Linked DNA regions of Mus musculus: region 2 is linked to region 1. A link is a loop called in an ENCODE intact Hi-C map of the cell type or tissue named here. Cell type or tissue: gastrocnemius. All regions are shown on one strand.

The links. Peaks named below come from ENCODE experiments on the same cell type or tissue, not always from the same donor. Only the 100,000 strongest peaks of a DNase experiment are listed, where the experiment ranks them.
Region 2: a loop joins it to region 1, with 1.8 times the contacts of the local background. A loop is called at or near these places in 2 of 42 quality-filtered maps.

The regions. Positions count from the first base shown.
Region 1 is chr17:29,141,194-29,143,693 of GRCm38, reverse strand. The region is part of intron 9 of Rab44 (RAB44, member RAS oncogene family); the gene reads right to left. Among named protein-coding and RNA genes, the nearest start is that of Rab44, 28 kb to the right of the region's middle. In gastrocnemius, no CTCF peak of the experiment used is centred here; no DNase peak of the experiment used is centred here.
Region 2 is chr17:29,060,995-29,063,494 of GRCm38, reverse strand. The region is part of intron 1 of Trp53cor1 (tumor protein p53 pathway corepressor 1); the gene reads left to right. Among named protein-coding and RNA genes, the nearest start is that of Gm41556, 5.9 kb to the right of the region's middle. In gastrocnemius, a CTCF peak has its summit at 1,029; DNase peaks (open chromatin) are centred at 61 and 670; H3K4me3 peaks cover 753 bases; H3K27ac peaks cover 1,778 bases.

The sequences.
Region 1 (2,500 bases):
GCCCAGGACGACAGGATCTTGAGACTGTCACTTTCAGCTGCACACCGGCTGAGCCACCCACTAACGGCTCTCGGCCATTCCTGCAACTGCTATTCCCCTCCCCACTTAATTTCCGCCCCCTCATCTACCCTCAAGAGACTCCAGTGTGCCCCAAAACTGTTCAGCAAAGCCACAGAAACTGTCAGATATGCAACATTTGGTCTACTGGCTCAAGGGGGTGGCCCACACACATCCGCAATAGTCAAGGGCAGAACAGGGCACAGAGAGGTCAGGCTTTCCCCCGTGGGGTCTAACCTTTGAGGTGGGGCGAGTGGTGAGCAAGGGCCAGAAACCTCACTAGGATTCAGTTCTGTGCCACCAGGGGGGACCGCATTGAGAATCACACATGAAGAAGTCAGAACACCTGGTATCTGTGTCCCCAACCAATGGCCTCGAATGAACTCGGCAAGAATTCTGACTTTCTGAGAGGGGATGGGATGGGGGGGCGGGACACCTGGCTGGCCACAGGTGCAGGCTTGCTCTGTCTGAGTCTATGCTATGGAATTGTGTGGAACTGACACACACAGAGAGCATCAGAGGGCTGGAGAGATAGCTCAGGGCTTCAGCACTTGCCATGCAAGCCTGAAGACAGGGGTTCAGATAACCAGAAGCCAGCATAATTGCTGGGTGGGCGTGGCAGCCTCCAAAGGAAGAGACATTGGTAAGCCCTGGATTTGCTGAGAGATTCTGTCTTTGTGAATGAGGCAGAAGAGGCCTGGAGGACCTTTCCCAAAGCCATGTGCCTCCACACACACCTGAGTGCACTCACGCAAACATGCTAGAACCCAGCCTCAGGGTGGTAGGTACAAAGACAGGCCAATCTCTGTGCATGAGTTTCTGTGCATGCGTCTTTGGGTATGCGTCTTTCTTACCCCGTCCCTGTGAGCACCGGAGCTAAATCTATGTTAAACTCTCAATAATATGCCTCCTCCTGAAAGCCATCCCCTTGGCAAAGTCAATCATCATACCTGCACCTGAGTGGAAGTCTCAGAACGAGCCCCAGACTCTGTTCCCACAGAGGCTGACAGATCTTTTTGCCACATGATAAGAAGAAGGTGTGTGGGTAGTTTTGATTATAAACTTGATAACATTTAGAATCATACGGCAATGGAGTCTCCTTGAGGAATTGTCTAGAATAGGTTGGCCTGTGGACATGTTGCGTGAGACACCATGACCAAGGCAACTCTTCTAAGGACATTTCATTGGGGCTGGCTTACAGGTTCAGAGGGTCAGTCCATTATCATCAGGGCAGTAGCGTGGCAGCATCCAGGCAGGCATGGTGCAGAAGAAGCTAAGAGTTTTACTTCATCTGAAGGCTGCTAGTGGAAGACTGGCTTCCAGGCAGCTAGGATGAGGGTCTTATAGTCCATACCCACAGTAACACGCCTACTCCAACAAGGCCACACCCACTACAACAGGGCCACAACTCCTAATAGTGCCACTCCCTAAGCCAAGCATATTCAAACCATATCACAAGGGCAGAGAAACCCTAGAGCATGACCCAGTCCCCTCTAATAACAGGGGAGTATTAAGCCATCTGCTTGGCACTGACTCTTAATTAACCTGGAACCTGGAACTGACATAGAGACACACACCACACCACCTTTGACCCCCTTCTGGGAACCACTAAACTATCATGGTCAAATATTGACTTATCATACAAAAATGATGGCTAATATGGATTGAGTGTACGACACATGCCAAGTGACATGCATGAACCTGCAACCCCTGCAGGAAGCAGGGGCTACTCCCCTCTCTGCTGTCAGAAGATGTGAGAACTAGAGAGAGCTGGACCTGAACTGTCCACCTGCAAAGGCCCATGGACTTATGGCTCGGTGCCATCAGGAAGTAGCAGAGCTAAAGGGATAAGGCCTGTGGCTAGAGAGATGGTTCAGCAGCTAAGAGCGTTGCTGCTCCTCCAGAAGATGCAGGCTCAGCTCCCAACACCCACAACTGTTGTTAACACCCTCCTGTGGCCTCTCAGGGCATCAGAAACACCCCCACACATCAAAAATTAATGATAATGATAATAATAAAGAGGTTAGGGCATTCAGAAGGTAAAGGCAAGCAGATCTTTGAGTTCAAGGCCAAGCTGGTCTACATATATAGGTCTAGGACTATAGAGAGAGACCCTGTGTCAAAACAACAACAACAAACCAAACCCATGAGGCTTGGCTGGCATTAAAGTCTTTGGTCATTAGGTACATGCCTTCAAAGTGCACTGTGGGATCCTGGCTTCAGCTTCTTCCTTCTCTATCCCCGCACCCAACTCCACCCCATCTTGATAAGGTCTCATGTAGCCCAGGCTGACCTCAAGTTTGGTAAGTAACCAAAGATGACTTTGAACTTGTGACCCTCCGTCTCTGCCTCCTATGTGCTAAGGCAGCAATATAATGCCGTGCCCAGGACTTTATGCTGGGAAAGCCAGTGTCTTGCCTCTGAGGCTCCTTTCTCTCTTGCT
Region 2 (2,500 bases), 80 kb after region 1:
CAGCATTAGTCACTCAGGGGCCAGCTGGCTTATCAGATTGACAGCCACAGCACTGCAGGACCCTGGCTCAAGTGACCCTGATTTTCCTTAATCACAACCCCAAAGAGCTAAGAATAGAGATGCCGACACACACGCACACCCACACCCACGCTGAGTGTGTTAGGGATGTGCTCTTACAAGCCCAGCATTTGAGAGTCAAGACAGAAAGAATTGCTGCAAAATCAATCAAGGGCAGCCAGGGCTACGGAGCAATAGTGTGTGTGTGTGTGTGTGTGTGTGTGTGTATTCCTCTGTATCTCTGTTTCTCTCACTCTGTACATCTCTATGTATGTGTGTATGTGTGTGTATTCCTCTGTATCTCTGTTTCTCTCACTCTGTATATCTTTATATGTGTGTGTGTGTGTGTGTGTATTCCTCTGTCTCTGTTTCTCTCACTCTGTATATCTCTATATGTGTGTGTCTGTGTGTACCACAGATTTACCAGTCCCAGTCCCAGCTCAGTGACTCTCTAGCATCCTGGGAGAGAGGCAGGACAGATTTTTCTGGCAGTACCCACTCTGTGAGGCCCTCCCGAAAAGGATGGGTATTTTCAATCAAGCTGCTGCTTCTGGACAGAAAGGGCACAGCTGCCTTGGGGCCTCGGGGCACTGTGGGGAGGGTGGAGAAGAGAAAGGCAAAGAAGCCAGTGTGTGAGCTGCCTACTCCCCAGGGACGTGGGCGAGGGAGGGGCAGAGAGGAGAGAGAGGTGGCCTCATGAGTGACTTTCTCTGTTCTGTGTAGTTTAAACAAGAGTAGAGTGAGCTGCCCACTTCTCCAGCAGCTCCCACAGTGGGTCTCCTGAGACAGTCTGAGTCAACAAGTGGAAAAGAACCTGAGAGCAACAATATTTTCTCATCTGAGTGTCCAAGGAGCCAAATATTCCGGTCATACCATGGTCATCAAAACAGCTCTCTCGTTCAGCCCACTGACAGCCGGAGAGAATTTGGCTGGCCTGGTAGCCAAGCGTGCAGCGCCTCCCTCCCTCCCTCACTGGAAGCTGCCTGCTTGGCTGAAGAGGGTGCTTCTTTCCCCAGAGAAGAGGCCCATCTTGAGTCAGGGCTAGAAGAGCAGTAGTGCTCCCCTTCCAGAGCCTCCAGGGAAGCTTTCAAAATGTCATATTACTGTTGTCATCGAAAATCCCTTATCTAAGGGCTAAAGATAGAGTCTGTGGTACAGCACTGGTCTAGCATAGTCAAAGCTCAGAAGCAATGGCTCTGACCCAGCACTACCGGAAGGAGGAGGATGAGAAATGGGAAAGAAGGGGAAGAAAAGGCACGAGAGGAGGAGGGAAGAGGCGAGGGAGGAGGGGAGGGAGGGGGACAAGGAAGAGAAAGAGGGGAGGAAAAGAAAGGGAAGAGGAAGAGGGGGAGAGAAGGAAGAGGTAGAGGAGGAGGAGAAGAGGGAGGGGGAGGAAGGGAAAATGAAAGGGGAGGAGGAAGGGGAGGAGGGAAGGAAGAGAATGGGGAGGAGGGGGAGTTTTGGTCTTTTGAAAGTCTCTTCACAGTCATACCTGCAGCAAGAACTAGGAAGCATTTCCCATTGGGCTGGGGAGCACTGCGGGGCAGGAAGGTGGGGACATTAAATCTTCCCAAGAGATCACAAGAGCCACTAGATGAAAGAGTGAGCCCACACCAGGTTTGCCAGTATGGGTTTCCCACCTCAGTCACTGCTGCCCTAGGAAGATCTGACAGGGCCTTTCCCGAGGCTGGGCACACTTTAGGGGTAGGCTTTCTTCCTTTCCGGTCACTCTGCCCTGACCCAGAGTGAGCTCTGAAATTCTGGACATCTAATCCTTTTGATTGCTAATTGTGGAAACAATTTGTTGTTGTTTGTTGCTGTTGTTGTTGTAGTTATTGTTGAGACAGGGAGGGCCTCAATAGGTAGCCTTGGCTGGCTTAAAACAACTGGGGAGGGGGGGGGGCGCTGAGTTATCTCTCCAGTTCCTCACAGATAAGTGTTGTTCCTTACAAAGTTTGTCATTGCCTCCCAGATTTGATACTCTCAGGCCTCCTTACTTTGTGCTTGGGGAAAGAGGAGGAGGAGGGGGAAGAGGTGGAGGAGGGGAAAGAGAAGGAATAAGAAAAGGAGGAGGGAGAAGAGGTGGAGGAGGAGGGAACCCTAGGATTCTTTACAAAGCACCTCACCTTGAAATGCCATGGGATATTGAGCCAAACACTGGGCAGGGTCTGGCTCTCGCCACTAGTGTTCTTCCGGCACACAGCCCAGCCATCGGGGCTCTGTACAACGCAATAGTGTGCCTTGTTTTGTAACAAGTAGTCCAAACTGGCCTTGAACTCCCCAAGTAGCCAAAGATGACCTTGAACTTCCAATCTTTTCTGCTTCCACCTTCCCCGTGCTAGGATCACAGGCGTGCACCACCGTGCCCTGTTCCAGCATGCTAGCTACTGAGCGGGCTGAATGCTCAGCCCCCCTGATATGTTCCTTTCTCACAGGGACATGT